Linked DNA regions of Homo sapiens: region 1 is linked to region 2. The links are chromatin loops, found by intact Hi-C in ENCODE. Cell type or tissue: dorsolateral prefrontal cortex. All regions are shown on one strand. Links, peaks and the distances in the headings refer to the core of each region. The heading gives the core; the rest is flanking DNA. Region 1 overlaps ATXN2 (ataxin 2). Region 2 overlaps BRAP (BRCA1 associated protein).

The links. Peaks named below come from ENCODE experiments on the same cell type or tissue, not always from the same donor. Only the 100,000 strongest peaks of a DNase experiment are listed, where the experiment ranks them.
Region 1: a loop joins it to region 2, with 2.4 times the contacts of the local background. A loop is called at or near these places in 21 of 110 quality-filtered maps.

Annotation. Positions count from the first base shown.
Region 1 is chr12:111,524,591-111,533,220 of GRCh38, forward strand. ATXN2 (ataxin 2) reads right to left here. Exons shown (of 25, transcript NM_001372574.1): 6 at 602-726. Among named protein-coding and RNA genes, the nearest start is that of ATXN2, 70 kb to the right of the region's middle. In dorsolateral prefrontal cortex, for the core only: CTCF peaks have their summits at 5,020 (motif pointing left) and 5,221; a DNase peak (open chromatin) is centred at 5,022; H3K27ac peaks cover 597 bases.
Region 2 is chr12:111,669,499-111,678,128 of GRCh38, forward strand. BRAP (BRCA1 associated protein) reads right to left here. Exons shown (of 12, transcript NM_006768.5): 5 at 3,163-3,276. It also overlaps the pseudogene PCNPP1. Among named protein-coding and RNA genes, the nearest start is that of BRAP, 12 kb to the right of the region's middle. In dorsolateral prefrontal cortex, for the core only: a CTCF peak has its summit at 4,174 (motif pointing left); no DNase peak of the experiment used is centred there; H3K27ac peaks cover 343 bases.

The DNA.
Region 1 (8,630 bases), core at 363-8,362, 140 kb before region 2:
CAGCTAAGCACTTCAAGTACAGATAATGCATTAAAGAGAGAAACAAAACTAGTATGTGACAAGAGGCGTTTTAGAAATAAAAGAATTTTGTGGAGAATAATCCAAATTTAAGACCAAGAAATTTATGTAATGCTTTAATTCCAATGTAACCTAATTATTTATCTTAATGACAACCTTTTCTTCAGACAAGAGGCTTAAAATGTCCTACTTCAACCTCTTCTCTAGGTGAAGTCAACAATTAAGACACCACTTTCCTTAGGCTACCTTATTTGGCTGGGTGTTAAAGCAAAACACACCGGCATTTCCCATGGTTTCTAATTTTAATTTAAGCTACTTCTTATTATTTATTTTAATCACAAAGAAGTAATTCATGAGCATCCACAAGAACAGACAGTACTCCTGCTTAACCCCTACAAGTAAAATGACAAACATTTTTCTTTATATATTGCTTGGGAGAAAGTCTCTAGTTATACAACAAACCTGCTGCTCTAAATACACTCACTACAATAACAACAACAACAAAAGCACATTTAAATTACAACCAAGTGACAGGATGTCATACTGACCAGAGTCTAGCAATAATTACAAAGATGTTACTTACTACGTCATTTTCCAAAGCCTCAAGTTCCTCATTGGCTGTGAGTTCACCTGCATCCCAGGGCTCCAGGTCCTTCTCTTTGTGTTCGCCATTCACTTTAGCACTGATAGCAGAGTCAGTAAAAGCATCTGCAAAGAATGGTTTTGGTTGAAAGTTTATATAATCTGGCAATCAGTTACACTCACACACGTGAATTACCAACAAAGACATATGTTAAAAAACAATTACGAAAAATGAATTTCACATAATTGTTTAACTTAAAATCTAACAGAAACATTTATTGAACATAATTTAGGTTGATGAAAACAAAAGACCAATGCACTATAATAAAGGTAAACTTAAAACTTATGTATGTGAAGATAAACTGCTATCTAAACTGATACGGAATATATAGTATTCAGTAAAAGTATGCTTTCACGTTTAATTTAGCAAATGGAATCACAGATGACTATCAGTAAAGGTATTTTCTTTTCATATAATTTTAAGCCACACGAAGCATTTTTTTTTTTTTTTTGAGATAGAGTCTCGTTCTGTTGCCCAGGCTGGAATGCAGTGGCGTGATCTCGGCTCACTGCAACCTCTGCCTCCCGGGTTCAAGCGATTCTCCTGCCTCAGTCTCCCGAGTAGCTGGGACTACAGGTGTGTACCACCACGCCCGGATAATTTTTTGTATTTTTAGTAGACGGGGTTTCACCGTGTTAGCCAGGCTGGTCTTGATCTCCTGACCTAGTGATACCCCCACCTTGGCCTCCCAAAGTGCTGGGATTACAGGCATGAGCCACCATGCCCAGCCCACATGAAGCATATTTTAATATATTGACATAATTCATTAAATTATATTACAGGTAATTACTCTGCATGTCTCAGAAGTGACCAAGAAAATTTCTGGCCAGATGTGGTGGCTCATGCCTGTAATACCAGCACTTTGGGAGGCCCAGGCAGGTGGATCATGAGGTTAAGAGATCGAGACCATCCTGGCCAACATGGTGAAACCCTCTCTCTACTAAAAATACAAAAATTAGTTGGGCATGGTGGCACATGCCTGTAGTCCCAGCTACTCGGGAGGCTGAGGAAGGAGAATCGTTTGAACCCGGGAGGTGGAGGTTGCAATGAATGGAGATCACGCCACTGTGCTCCAGCCTGGCGACAGAGTGAGACCCTGTCTCAAAAAAAAAAAGAAAAAGAAAATTTCTATCAATCCATCAAAAATATCTCTTTTTTTTTTTTTCTTTTTTGAGATGGAGCTTGCTCTTTCACCCAGACCGGAGTGCAGTGACACCATCTCGGCTCCCTGCAACATCCACCTTCCAGGTTCAAGGGAATCTCCTGCCTCAGCCTCCCAAGTAGCTAAGATTACAGGCGCCCACCAACACGCCCAGCTAATGTTTGTATTTTTAGCAGAGACAGGGTTTCACCATGTTGGCCAGGCTGGTCTCGAACTCCTGACCTCAGGTGATCCACCCACCTTGGCCTCCCAAAGTGCTGGGATTACAGGTGTGAGCAACCATGCCCGGCCTAAAATATCTCTTTTGTTTAATGGATGCACTAATTAGATATACCTTCGGAGTACTTGCAGCCAAATATATGTGGATTTTGTTTTTAACTTTCCATATTCATGTCTATGTACAGTGGTCAATATCCCAGCAAACTCTTGCCATTAGTAAATGAAGCCATTCTAAGTGGTTTAACCCCTCCCAGAACCCACTTCTTCATATATAACCACTCTGCTACAAAGTTCAGGCCCTACAGTATTACCTGTCTCAGAAAGTTCAGGTAGCAGGCATACCTGGACTTCCTATTAACACACTCTCACTTTGTGTCCTCTTCTCTTCTACTAATGTTATTGAAGAGTACTGACTTATGAAAGCAAATGTAGCATCCACATGTTAGCTGACCATACTGCTGTCTGGCACAGGAAATTTTCTCTAGTTGGGAGTTAGACTCAGCTAAATAAAGGCCCACTGGGCAATGATGGCACTAGGAAACGCTCTGTAGATACAGGCTTGCATTTAAATGACTGGACCCATAGGGTACCACCTACTACGAACTAAGGAGTAATACTTCTGCTGATCTGGCTCTGCTGAGGAATATAAGCTCCCAGCCACTGTTCCTTCCCAGTACTGTAAGTTGCCACTAAGAGGAGGAAGGGACGAATCAACAACTAAACACACAATACTCCTACAAAAGAGGTTATTCCAGATGGATTTTTTATTTGGCAATGCTTCTATAACTGTCATTGTCTCCCTAATGGGCAAAGTGATGCCAAAATAAGAAATCTGAGCCAGCAAATTTAAGCATGGAACTTCAAGCCTAGCTAATTCTAACCTCTTCTTATCCCAAACTAGGTGTGGGTAGGTATGAGTGTGTGTACCTGTACATCAGGGAATAAAAGCATTAATCCACCTCTGGGCTTAGCTGCCAGCTCCACCAGCAGCACTACTCCCATTGCTAGCAATTCTAAGAGCCAAGAGTGTGCTGAGGGAGTTCCCCAGAGCAGCAGGACTCAGCTGGGGGTGGAATGGAGCATTCACTAGAAATGGCTGAATTTTGGAAAATCTCTCTAAGAGATTCTAAGAGACTAATGCTATCTTACCAACACCTCATCTTTGCTGAAAGCTACTGATGGCACTAGAAATCTGACCTTATTTGATACTAACCTGAATCACGTTCTTCTCTACATTATCTTAAAGTTATGTGGATTGCTGGCAAAAATTAATTTAGCCATGTGTATTTTCAAGAATGTAAAATGTTCCAAGAAAACATCAAATAATAACCTACCTTAAGATCCTGAAATCCCTTTAATTCTCACAACACTAGACAAAAAACTACACTATAGGAAAATTCCAAACGAGTCATATTATCTTCTGGAAGAAGCAACAGGACTGTTCCTTTACGTCTAAGATCCTGTTAATGTCTTAATCATACTAGTTTTTGAAAAGCACACATTTAAGTAAATAAAGCATTTATTTAGATAGAAGCTCAGTATTAAAAACAATACTCTTTTGATTCAAGAAATTAAAGCTCGAAGCAGCTAGAGATTTTTATAGAACCATATAAACGGATTTTTTTCTCACTACAGGGTATGTGTGTGTGTGTGAAAATATTTAGAAAGTCTTGAGTCAAGCCGTCTTCAAACCAAAAGATCCCAAATGTACACACAAAGTAGCTTAAATATGTTTTTACAGTATTATTCTAAACAAATTTCTAAAAGGATCCCCAAGTAAGAGCCAGTGTGGAAAAGCAAGCAAGCGTCTAAAACTTTAGGACCCAGGCTTTATTCCACTGACCAGAATTTAGGTTGTGTTAAGAGGGCATTATTAATAAATCTATTTTTCTCAATGCTACATTTTAATCTTAAATCTTCTGTTTACAATACCAAACTTTTTTTAAAAAAAAGTATTCACAGGTTATGTAGCAGTCTGTCGCTTTCGAGACAGAAATGGGGAAGGGGAAAACACAGAAGTGTGATTCTATAAAGAATGATATTCCTTGGTTTTAAAATTTCACCAAAAGTAGCTCTTTCTAAAGATGAGTAAAGGACTTAGGGGAAGATGTGCAGAAGTGGAGAGTTAGCACGAAATGAGGCTATATCATCAGGATGCTGAGAAAATCCCTGGCTATAAGTAATGCATTTCAGGCCAACATTGCATCATTAGCTAGAAAGGAAGCAAGATCTGGGTATCCATTCTGCACTATTAATAATATCCACTATCGTAAATTCTGATTTGTTTTACAGTGGTTACAAGTTTGGATTTTTGTTTCTGTTTCTTTAAAAAAAATTTGTTTTTGTTTTTGTTTTTTCAGAGATGGGGTCTTTGTCACTCATGCTGGAGTGTAGTGCCGCAATCACTGCAGCCCTGGGCTCAAGCAATCCTCCCACCTCAGCCTCCCAAGTCGCTGAGATTACAGGCATGAGCCACTATGCCCAGCAAGTCTGGATTTTAAAAAAAAAAAACACTGTTGGTAGTAAATAGTACAATGTTGTAACCAGGATTCCTGCAAAGTTGAGAAAAAAACAACTGGCTCTAATCTACAGGCAACTGTGGGAATTTGCATGCAGATTTTACCAATGCCATAAGTCAAAGAATATTAATTTTCCATCATCCCCTATGGTGAGAAACAAAAGCATTGTAACAACAAGATGCAAGAATACAACGTGACTATTAGAAAAGTGTTACCTGTTTCTGAAGGAACTACAGGTATAGAGAGAAAAAAGGAAAAACATAAAAACCATCAGATGAGATGATAAAGAATTAGTTTTTCAATTTATAAAAGCCTCTAGACTAGCAGGCGATGTTGGAGGAAGAAACAAAATTGTATCACCTCCAGCCCCTGTATCCCACCTCCATGCTACCCCCACAGCAGTGGGCTCTCAACACCTTCTCTTCTGATTCTGGGCAGAAACTTAGTCATTTTGGGCCGGTGATGCCACCTGCTGGTGGTCATAAAGAAATGTCTCGACCAACGTGTGAACCTCTTCTGGGTATCCCCAGCCCCATACCCAGGAAACAGAGTACATATTCAGCTTCTCAATCTTTCCTCTTTTACCTCTGAGCCAATAATGCCTCTGAAAAATCATTCAAACTTGTCTGAGCATTTTTTAAAGGGCCAGAATAATGGTCAAATAACTAAAATGGTAGTGTTAAACATTAGAAATAAATATACTTAAATGTATAAAAACTATAAAATGACATAAAACTGGATGAAATAATCATTAACATCAGATTTAACATCACAAACCCTCAAATGTGCTTCCAGAGAAGTCATCAAAATCCTCAGCTAACCATTTCTTCTCAACTAAATCAGCCTTTTCTCAAACATCAAAGTTCCATATAAACCTAAAAAATCATATTGTTTTGATCAATTCCTATTCCTGCGGCACTTTCAACAACTTTTTAAGACAGTTTCTCATTATGTGTCATCGTTATATGTGGACCAATCTATATACTATATAAAGTATCAGTATATAGATTGGTATCAGTGGGACTATTTAGTCATTTTTAGCACTTACTGAGTACCTACAATGCACTCATAAGTCTGGACGAGGTGGGGATTCACATTTGACTGATACAATTCCCAGCATTTCCTGTAGGAACTAGGAGCTCCTGGGTGTAAGAGACTAGTTACAGAAATGAAGCAAATCTTTTAGAATCGAATACAATGAGTGCTACAATACAATTAAAAACAAAGTTCTAAGGAACAAAAGGCTCTGGGCTTTCTAAAGTGACAGTGACAGCCTATCAGCAACAGCTGATCTAGGCCTTCAAGAACACAAGAAGAAAATAAGAAAGGGGAAGTAAAATGGTTCCAACATAGACTGGAGTGGCATTAAAAATACGTGTATAGCTGGGAGCGGTGGCTCACGCCTGTAATCTCAGCATTTTGGGAGGCCCAGTCAGGCAGATCACGAGGTCAGGAGATCAAGACCATCCTGGTTAACACGGTGAAACCCCATCTCTACTAAAAATACAAAAAGTTAGATGGGCGTAGTGGCCGGCGCCTGTAATCCCAGCTACTCGGGAGGCTGAGGCAGGAGAATGGTGTGAACCAGGGAGGCAGAGCTTGCAGTGAGCAGAGATCGCGCCACTGCACTCCAGCCTGGACAACAGAGCGAGACTCCATCTCAAAAAAACAAAAAACAAAAAAATGTGTATAGGCGGGGTGCAGTGGCTGACGCCTGTAATCCCATCACTTTGGGAGGCCGAGGCGGGCGGATCACCTGAGGTCCGGAGTTCGAGACCAGCCTGACCAACATGGAGAAACCCCCATCTCTACTAAATATAGCTGTGCATGGTGGTGCATGCCTGTAATCCCAGCTGCTCGGGAGGCTGAAGCAGGAGAATCACTTGAACCTGGGAGGCAGAGGCTGCGGTGAGCCGAGATCGCACCATTGCACTCCAGCCTGGGTAACAAGAGCGAAACTCTGTTTAAAATTAAATCAACAGGCTGGGCACAGTGGCTCACATCTGTAATCCCAGCACTTTGGGAGGCTGAGGCGGGTGGATCATGAGGTCAAGAGATCGAGACCATCCTGGCCAACATGGTGAAACCCTGTCTCTACTAAAAATACAAAAATTAGGTAGGCGTGGTGGTACACGCCTATAGTCCCAGCTACTCGGGAGGCTGAGGCAGGCGAATTGCTTGAACCTTGAATTGCTTGAACTACTAGGGAGGCGGAGGTTGTAGTGAGCCAAGATTGCGCCACTGCACTCCAACCTGGCGAGAGCGAGACTCCGTCTCAAAAAATAAATAAATAAAAAATATGTGTATAAACATTTTCTGAATTGTACACAAGAACACAGGCTTCCCCAGGGAAGTGGGACTGGGGGTTAGAGAGGAGATTATCTTTTCATTGAATACTCATCTGTTCTAACTGAATTGTATACTACGAGCATATACTACTACACCATGTATTATACAGATTATATTAAAGACTATAATACTGAAGAATAACACAAAGAAACAAGTTGGGGATAAGAAACACAGTTAAGGGTGCAGGATGTATGGACTGGAACAACAAAACCAAGGGCACAGGTGGAGCCACGCTCCTCAGGCTAGAATGGGGTAGGGGTATGATGACAAAAGAGGACTGTGGGGAGCCTCTAGATTAGGGATTCTTAGCCTTTTTCTTAATCCATGGGCCCCTTCAATATTTTAGGGAAGCCTATGAAACCGTATTCAGAATGTACTTAAATTCGTAAAATACACAGGAAATCAAATGAGAACAAGTAACAATGAAATGCAGTTATCAAAAACTAAAAAAATCTGTTGGCATAGTAACATACATGTTCTTAATTAAAGCATTAAATATTAAGATCCAGTAACAGGTTTAATAACTATTATAAATTTAAAGAGGTGATGAACATACATAATAATTTGAAGCCTGGTGCAGTGGCACATGCCTATAATCCCAGCTACTCAGGAGGCTGAGGTGGGAGGACTGCCTGAGCCCACAAGTTCAAGGCCAGAGCGGATACCATATCAAGATTCTGTTTCTAAAAATAATTTGAGGCCGGGTGCGGTGGCTCACACCTGTAATCCCAGCACTTTGGAAGCCAAGGCAGGCGGATCACTTGAGGTCAGGAGTTGGTGACCAGCCTGGCCAATATGGTGAAACCCCTTCTCTACTGAAAATACAAACATTAGCTAGGCGTGGTGGTGTGCGCCTGTAATCCCAGCTACTCAGGAGGCTGAGGCAGGAGAATCGTTTGAACCCAGGAGGCAGAGGTTGCAATGGGCTGAGACTGCACCACTGCACTCAGCCTGGGAGACAGAGCGAGACTCCATCTCAAAAATATATATACATAAAATAATAATTTGAGATACCCATAACATCAAGCGATATGAAATTAACTGAGTTCTATAGGTGCTTAAGTCATAAATACTGCTAATACTACTAGTTGTTTGTTGCCCATATTTTTAAATGGCAAAAAATGCTAAATTTCACTTGAAGGTTAGTGTAAATAAAGATGTAAATTTCTCTTCATCCAAGGTCATCAATGCCCTGAATTCTCTCCACAAATTCTTTGAGAATCCACAGATCCAGGTGAAGAATCCTGCCTCTTTGTACTGACAAGCAGGAAGAAAGAGCCTCTGCCATGAATAAAGCAAATAGGTGAGGGACTGGAAGGAGTGGTCATCAAGGCTGCAGAAATAGGTTTAAGGAAAAAAAAAAAAAAAAAAGTCTGCTGAACTCTTCTGAGGCTCCAGCAAGAGCTGGAAACCCTACATTCCTAACTAATCAGCCCCCCAGTGGGACTTTCTCCAGCCACACCCAGCAGGCTGGATTAGGAGTAGACAGAGTTTAAGATCTTAGAGGAACAGAGAACACTGTGAGGGGCAAGAAGAGAATAGAAGTGTAAAGTTTATAGCTGTGGTCAGAGTAGATCTTGAAAAGCATTCTGGAAGAGAAGCAGTTCCTTCCGAGTGATGACACAGTCATGAAAGCAGGATGCTACAACGCCGTGGAGGTGAAAGGGATGTATGGAACAGAACTTAGGAGGCTATGTTTCCTAAAGAATAGTGTTCTCCA
Region 2 (8,630 bases), core at 377-8,376:
TACAGGTGTGAGCCACCATGCCCGGCTTTGCTTCCCTCTTAATGTGTTAATAGTTGTCTCTAAAAATATATGCAATTCTTAAAAAGGTACCATTTCTGATTTATTATCTGTAACCTTTGGAAACTAATCACATGAAACTACAAAATTAGCAAATGTCTTGAAATCTGTATATAAAACATAAATTACCTCTAATTTTGAACCCTAACTTATTAGTGTACAGCTCAATATTTAAACAAAAAATGAAAGAGAAAAAAAAAGTGGCTCCAAAAATAGTCTTATACCATTCTTTAAAAAAGGAAACTGTTCCTTTTAAGTTTACACCCACCCCACACCCCAATTTCAAAACATCGTTTAATTGTCTTGGTCATTGACATTTCCAACATAAGATTTTATATTTCGCTCCCATAGCTTCTGGTTATCAAAAAACCCATGCTTTCTTTTATTGAAGGAGTTTGGTCCAGCTGATGTTGGTGTATCCCTTCCAATATTCTTCATCTTCATCTTTGCTTCTGGAGATTTCCTCTGGTTCACTATCTTCATCTTCATTAAAAGCTGCTGCTCCTGAAAAAGTGCTTGGAGCAAGAGTTGGAACAGTTTCTTTTGGCTTATTTGATCCAAGTTTGATGGATATTGTTGATGCTTTCTTTGTCATCCAACTAAGGCAAATCCAAACTTGGAGATCACTGTAGGCTTTGTTGGGAGGTCTGCAGCTTCTTCTTCATCTGACCGTTTCTCAATGCTGCGACTGGAACTTTCCCCTCCATTACTGGAAGAAACAGTTTTAGTTTTCACAAGTTTTTCTGCCTCTTCTTCAGGTCCTCTGGCAGCTCCAGCTCGCTGAGACTTTTCAGCCTTCTTCTCTCCCATCCAACATTTTCCCCCGCCACCCACTTATCAAATTTTGATTTCACCTAATCAAATGCTAAAACAATCTACTCAGAACTAACTTCCATCAAGCGGATCTCAAAGTAAAAAGACCTTCAGGTCTACTTAATTTTTTAATTTTGTTTTTTAGATGGGAGTCTTGTTCTGTTGCCCAGGCTAGAGTGCAGTGGCGCAATCTCAGCTCACTGCAACCTCGGCCTCCGGGGTTTAAGCAATTCTGCCTCAGCCTCCGGAGTAGCTGAGACTACAGGCATCTGCCACGACACCAGGCTAATTTTTGTATATTTAGTAGAGATGAGTTTCCTCATGTTGGCCAGGCTGGTCTCAAACTCCTGACCTCAAGTTATCCGCCCACCTTGGCCTTCTAAAGTGCTGGGATTACAAGCATGAGACATCGCATCTGGCCCAGGTCTAATTTAAAATAAAAGAAATCTGGCCGGGCGCGGTGGCTCATGCCTGTAATCCTAACACTTTGGGAGGCCAAAGTGGGCCGATCACCTGAGATCAGAAGTTTGAGACCAGCCTGGCCAACATGGCAAAACCCCATCTCTACTAAAAATACAAAAAGTAGCCGGGAGTGATGGCGCATGCCTATAGTCCTAGCCACTTGGGATTCTGAGGCACGAGAATTGCCTGAACCTGGGAGGTGGAGGTTATAGTGAGCCAAGATCACGCCACTATACTCCAGCCTGGGTGACAGAGTGAGACTCATGTCTCCAAAAAAAAAAGAAAGGAAAAAGAAATCTTAATCTTAAAATATATCTTAAAATAAAGAGCTGTATTGCTACTTTACAAAATGATTCCAGTGACCACATAATATAGGAAAGGTTCCCATGGGAGTGAAAGATCAGAGCCATCACAAATTGCTATCAAAACAGAATCAACGCCATGCACAGTGGCTCATGCTTATAATCCCAGCACTTTGGGAGGCCAAGGTGGGCAGATCACTTGAGGCCAGGAGTTCGAGACTAGCCTGGCCAGTGTGGTGAAACCCCATCTCCACTAAAAATAAAAAAATTAGCCTGGCATAGTGGCGTATGCCTGTAATCCCAGCTACTCAGGAGGGTGAGGCACAAGAATCGCTTGAACCTGGGAGGTGGAGGTTGCAGTGAGCCAAGAGAGTGCCACTGCACTCCAGCCTGGGCAACAGAGTGACACTCTGTCTCCAAAACAAAACAAAACGGAATCAAGAGGCCAGGCACAGTCGCTCACACTTGTAATCCCAGCACTTTGGAAGGCCATGGTGGGAAAAATGCTTGAGCTGAGGAGTTCAAGAACAGTCTGGGTAACAGAGAGACTTTTTTTTTTTTTTTTTTTTTTTGAGACAGGGTCTCACTGTTGCCCAGGCTAGAGTGCAATGGCAAGATCACGGCTCACTATAGCCTGGACCTCCCCCGACTCAGGTGATCTTCCTGCTTCAGGGTCCTGAGTAGCTGGGACCAAAGGTGCTCAGCATCACACCTGGCTAATTTTTGTATTTTTTGTAGAGACAGGGTTTCGTCATGTTGCCCAGCCTGGTCTCGAATTCCTACACTCAAGCAATCCATCACCTCGGCCTCCCAACTCCTGTGCTCAAGCGATCCGTCACCTCAGCCTCCCAAAGAGCTGGGATTATAGGCATGAACCACCGCGCCCAGCCAGGGTGATCTTGTCTCTAAAACAAATTTAAAAAATTAGCCAGGCGTGGTGGTACACACTTGTAGTCCCAGCTACCCAGGAGGCTGAGGCTAGCAGATGCTTGAACTGGAGAGACAGAGGCTGCAGTGAGCCAAGGTCACACCACTGTGCTCCAGCCTAGGTGACACAGCGAGACCCTGTCTCAAAAATAAAAGGCAGAAACAAGAATTAGGAGTTAATATTGAAAACAAAAACATTTATTTTCAGCTCCAGGCTTCGTTGATCTAGAATTGATAAACACTCAATTTCAACAATGCAGTATCTTTTTTCTTTTTTTTTACGTTTTTTGAAATTTTAGAAAATGAGATATTCAATAAAATTCTCTATTTTAAAGTATACAGTTCATTGGCTTGTAGTATATTCACAAGGTTGTGCAACTGTCATCACTATCTAATTCTAGAACACGTCCATCACTTCCAGAAGAAAGCCTGTATCCTGTTAGCAGGCACTCCCCATTCGTCTCTTCCTGCCCTGATAACCACCAGTCTACTTTCTGTGTCTATGGACTGGCCTATTCTGGGTATTTCACAGATACCTTAGCATTCAATTTTACACCAATCTGATATATTTTAATTAAATATAGGAACAATTCACACTTACATCTTCAGATTTGAGCACTTCAGCTCTTTCCACATACACTAGCTGGCAAACGTCATCTTCTATTGAGTTGAACTGGCGGCCATTGCATGTCATATAAAAACTATCCGCATCAGCCTATGTACACCAATGGGGAAAAGGAAAAAAATTAAGACAGATACCCTGAAAATCTGCTTTATATTCAATATGCATGGCTTTATTCATTCTCATCAGCTTTTAAAATTTATACTTAGGAGAGAGAGCAACCACCAAAAGTCACATCTACTGAAGCTGATTGGTAGGCTAATCACACTCTGTAAGTCAATATTCCATGTTTACAGTATTTCCTGGGCTACAACAGAGTTTTTACCTGAACTGGCAGAAGGTACTGAAGTGCAACAAGCTGAAAGCTGGTACAATTTTCATATTCAACCAGCAACAGTCAACATTTCCCTTAATAGCAGTTTTTTTTCCCTCTAGTCATCACTTGTGCAGCTGAAAGTAAACACTCATTTCTGCAAAGCCTGGAACCAAATAATAACTGACGCTTGTTATGAAAGAACTCTTTAAGGAAATGTCAGCATTGGGCTGGGCGTGGTGGCTCACGCCTGTAATCCCAGCGCTTTGGGAGGCCGAGGCGGGCGGATCGCCTAAGGTGAGGAGTTTGAGACCAGCCTGACCAACATGGAGAAACCCTGTCTCTACTAAAAATACAAAATTAGCCGGGCCTGGTGGCCCACGCCTATAATCCCAGCTACTCGGGAGGCTGAGGCAGGAGAATCGCTTGCACCCAGGATGCAGAGGTTGCGATGAGCTGAGATCGGGCCATTGTACTCTAGCCTGGGCAACAAGAGCGAAACTTCATCTCAAAAAGAAAAAAAAAAAAAAAAAGAAAGAAAATGTCAGCACTTATGTTAGAAAAAAATAAAAGACCAGGGGAACTGGTATGAGATGAAAAACCAACTACTCTTTAATAAACCAAATAATAATAATAATAATATATGATAGTTAGATCCCATCTAATGGGTCCCATCAGGAGGTCTTAAACCGCCACCTAGTGTCCAATACCAAAAGCAAAGCTCTTGGTCAAGGTCAAGGGGCCCAAGATGAACCAGCCTTTAAAATACTAACAGTCTCATTTGCTAGCGTTAGAAAATGGGTGAAATGTGGACAAACAGTCCCTTTGAGGCAAAGCTGCAAAGGCACATGTGCGTCTATGAAATGGACACAGGTAAACAGAACCTTCTAGTCTAGCCTTAGTAGCAAGCAATGGAGACGATTCCAGTTTTTAAACTCAGCCAATTTTTTAAGGCAAGCGGGGAGGCCAAGGCTTGTCTGGATTTTATTCCCATACGGGCATTAATCCAAACACAGAAAGTTATGTGCTTTGGCCCTACCAACATTGACAGGCTGCTTCTGGGAATTCTGCAACAGGAAATGCAGCATCGTCAACCTTAAGGAAGAGATTCAGGGCTGCACCAGGCAAAAATATTCCTGCCTGTCCACCCTCACAAGGTTCTGAATCTCACAGACACTGTAAGCTTCTCGATAGCTTTTAATTCCCCTCTAATGAGGTAATTGTGAATTCTTGATTACTTATGCTTCCCCCCCACCTTTTTTTTTTGAGATGGTGTCTCGCTTTGTCACCCAGGCTGGAGAGCAATGGCATGACGTCAGCTCACTGCAACCTCTGCCTCCCAGGTTCAAGCAATTCTCCTGTCTCAGTCTCCTGTGTAGCTGTGATTATAGGCATACGCCACCACACCCAGCTAATTTTTTGTATTTTAGTAGACACAGGGTTTCACCAAGTTACCCAGGCTCGTCTCGAACTCCTGAGCTCTGGCAATCCACCCACCTCGGTCTCCCAAAGTGTTAGGATTACAGGCGTGAGCCACCGCGCCTGGCTACTTATGCTTTCTTAACATGACCAAGTGAGCTAAGCAGCTGAGGAAGGATGATCAATTCTGAATATACTTTTATTTTGGAGGGGCAGAGTGGCAGCAGGTCGGGGTGGAGAGGCTTTACTTAAGAAAATAATCCGTGTATTGAGCATAGTGCATTACAATTTGAAAATGTTTAAAGCCAGCTGTTGGAGAAGAAGCCTCTTTAATACTAAGAGGTTACAACCTAATATGGCTTCCCCCATTCTTCAGGAGCAACGGTTTCTTGAAATGCTTTTGGCTAAGTAAGCAGCAAAGTCAGCACATGGATTCACCAGGAGAAAACGGACTGCCTGAAAGTCAGGGCCTTCTCTCACCTCTTCAGAGCCTCAGGCACCACCAGTGGCTGGTAGAGCCCTCTTGGGGTCTAGAGCTCTGCAAATGCTCACTAAACGACCAGCCTCCTCTACAGGAAAGGATAAGGCATGTGACCAAAACCATTCAATGAATTATTCCTTTCTGCTACCTGAGCCCAGGAGTTTGAGACCAGCCTGGGCAACGTGGCGAAACCCCATCTGTACAAAAAATACAAAAATTAGCCGGGCATGGGGGTGGAAGCCTGTAGTCCCAGCTATTTGGGAGGCTGAGGTGGGAGGATAGCTTGAGCCCAGGAGGTGAAAGCTGCAGTGAGCCGAGATCGTGCCACTGCAGTCCAGCCTGTGCAGCAGAGTGAGACCTTGTCTCCAAAAAAAATAAAATAAAATAAAAAAGGAGAAGAAGCATGTAGGTGAGTTGTCATGGTGGCCTACACTAGGATGATTGTGGCAGAAATGAAAAAAGTAAAAAGAAAAAGTACTTTTTTGTAATGACAACATCACTAAACAGCTGAGATTTCCCAATTAACATATTGATCTCTTCTTTAAAATCTTGGTATTAGAAATGCACCTTCACCTGTTCACATATTTTCTGAGCATCTAGTATGTGCCAGGCCCTGTGCTATGTACTAGGTAGAGAGTAGGGAACAAACTACACATGGTTCCTACTTCAACTCACCATCTAAATGCACTAAACAAAAGCCTGAAGCTAACTGCCAAGAACATTGCAGAAACAGCTTTTATTGAAAATGTTTGCATTGTGTGGACCCAAAACTTTAAATAAACCTGGCTTTTGTTTCCCTCTAGTCCTTTGGTTTTATTGTTCTCTTCTGAGGATTAACTCAGAAAAAGACAAATCCATTATGATCAAGTTCCTTCGCTGTCACAGGAATCAACTACAGTGTTGAGAACATACCTCTACTTCTCCAAGGAGGTGTCTGCTAAGGCTGTGGTAACTAAGCACGCAGGTGAAAAAAGCCAACATACTCTATTAAGTGGTCATCTGTCCTTTTCTGCCCCCAAGAACAACAAAATTGAACTTCCTTCTGCTTTTCCTATGTCCTGAAGAACTGTAAATTCTCTACCCAAAGACCAAGTTTCCTAAGGGTCACACTACAAATTGGTAAGCACACCCCCCCTTTTTTTTTGATCTTTTAAAAAAAATTTTTAAGAAACAGGATCTTGCCATGTTGCCCAGGCTGGTCTTGAACCCCTGGCCTTAAGCAATACTCCTGTCTTGGCCTCCCAAGGTGTTGGGATTACAGACATGAGCCACCACACCTGGCCTCACAACTCTTTCAGCTAAAGCTAAGGCCAACAGAAATTCAAAAATTACCAAAGATAAAGAGAAGGCTTATAAGTCCTTATTTAAAAATCTGTGGTGAGGAAAAGAATAAAAACATAGTTAGGTGCCCAGGCTATGGAGTCAGGCTGCCTAGGTTTGAACCCTAACTCTGACACCTACTAGCTGTTTGGCTGCAGGCAAGTGACTTATCTGTGCCTGTTTCCTCAACTGTAAAATACATGGCATTTTTTTTTTTGAGACAGAGTCTCGCTCTGTTGCCCAGGCTGGAGTACAGTGGTGTGATCTTGACTCACTGCAACCTCCACATCCCAGGTTCAATAGTTTCTCCTGCCTCAGCCTTTCAAGTGGCTGAGATTACAGGCGTGCGCCACCACATCCAGCTAAGTTTTATATTTTTAGTAGACATAAGCTTTTACCATGTTGGCCAGGCTGGTCTCAAACCACTGCCCTCAAGTGTTCCGCCCACCTTGGTCTCTCCCAAAGTGCTGGGATTAAAGGCATGAGGCACTGCACCTGGCCAACATGGCATCGTTGAGAGGATTCAAGGAGACAATGCATGGAAAGCACTTGGCACAGGGTCCGGTCTCTAGTAAGTGCTTCAGAGTTGGTAGCTACTGAGCCTATTATTCTCACTACAGCCGATATTAGTTTAACTTCCAGTCTTACACCAAGAGGGTATTATTAGGTATTAGAAAATCCCTGTTAGGATGATAGGGATTAGCCCCTAAGACCCAGAGTTAGCAATAAATAATACAACTCATGATACCAAGATAAAGGGTTCTAGCCCCATGGGGAAGAGCATGCAGCAACCTGTTTCGCAGTCTCAGAAAAACATGTCAACTTGAGCAACCTTCACTTGATCAAAAGACACAAGGGGAAGGATAGTGCAGATGTACAAGGAAAATTCATTCACAGTAAATATCCACAGTACTACCTGCACATTATGAAGGGCAGTACTTGTTATAGGGAACTGTGTGGGTTTATTAAACAGGTGACTGTGGTGGATTTATACGACTTCAGACTATTTCAAAAGCCTGAGTGCTCTTCAACATTTTTTTCCCAATCTATTTCTGGGTCTTTTCCTTTGTTACTTGCTTATTGCCCTAGTTGTTAAGTAGAAACTGTAACAATACTGCTGTCATAGAATGTCTCACAAACAACCGCCTCCCTTCCCCACACCTTCATCCCACTCCTACTAGAAGAGGAACGCGTCCCTGGAATTAAAAGTGAGGGTGCCACACTCTTGCTTGTCATTTATGTCTAGCTATGTAACCTTGGGCAAACCATGTATCTCCCTCTGCAGTCACCCTCCTCATCTGTAAAACAAAGATAACAACACAGTTTCCGCAAGGGATTGTAGTGAGGATTAAATGAGACAAAGTGTATTGAACACTTAGCACAGTGAGTGATACAGAAGCCATCGATAAACGTTGGATATTATCATCATTATCCTTATTATTACATGTGCTACCAGACTGAAATGGCTTAAGGCACGATTTTCCCATGGTTTGCAAAGCTCCTTGGCACCCTTGGAAGGCTTTCTGATGGACAGTGAAAGGAGCTATTCAAGTGCTTTTCTGTTCTTAATGTCAACTTGTAAACTTTAAATCCAAAGGATAATTGAAACCTTTTAAATGTCTCCCTAAATGATGGGGTACTTTGTAAACAGAAAACATAATAACTGTGTACTCTCTTGCAGACAGAACTCCACACTAAAGCTTCTCTCTGGAGATCACAGAACAGGTACACTCTTCCCCCACTAAAAAGAGAATGAGGCCGGGTGCAGTCGCTCACGCCTGTAATCCCAGCACTTTGGGAGGCTGGGGCGGGCAGATCACCTGAGGTCCAGAGTTTGAGACCAGCCTGACCAACATGGAGAAACTCCGCCTCTACTGAAAATACAAAATTAGCCAGGCATGGTGGTGCATGCCT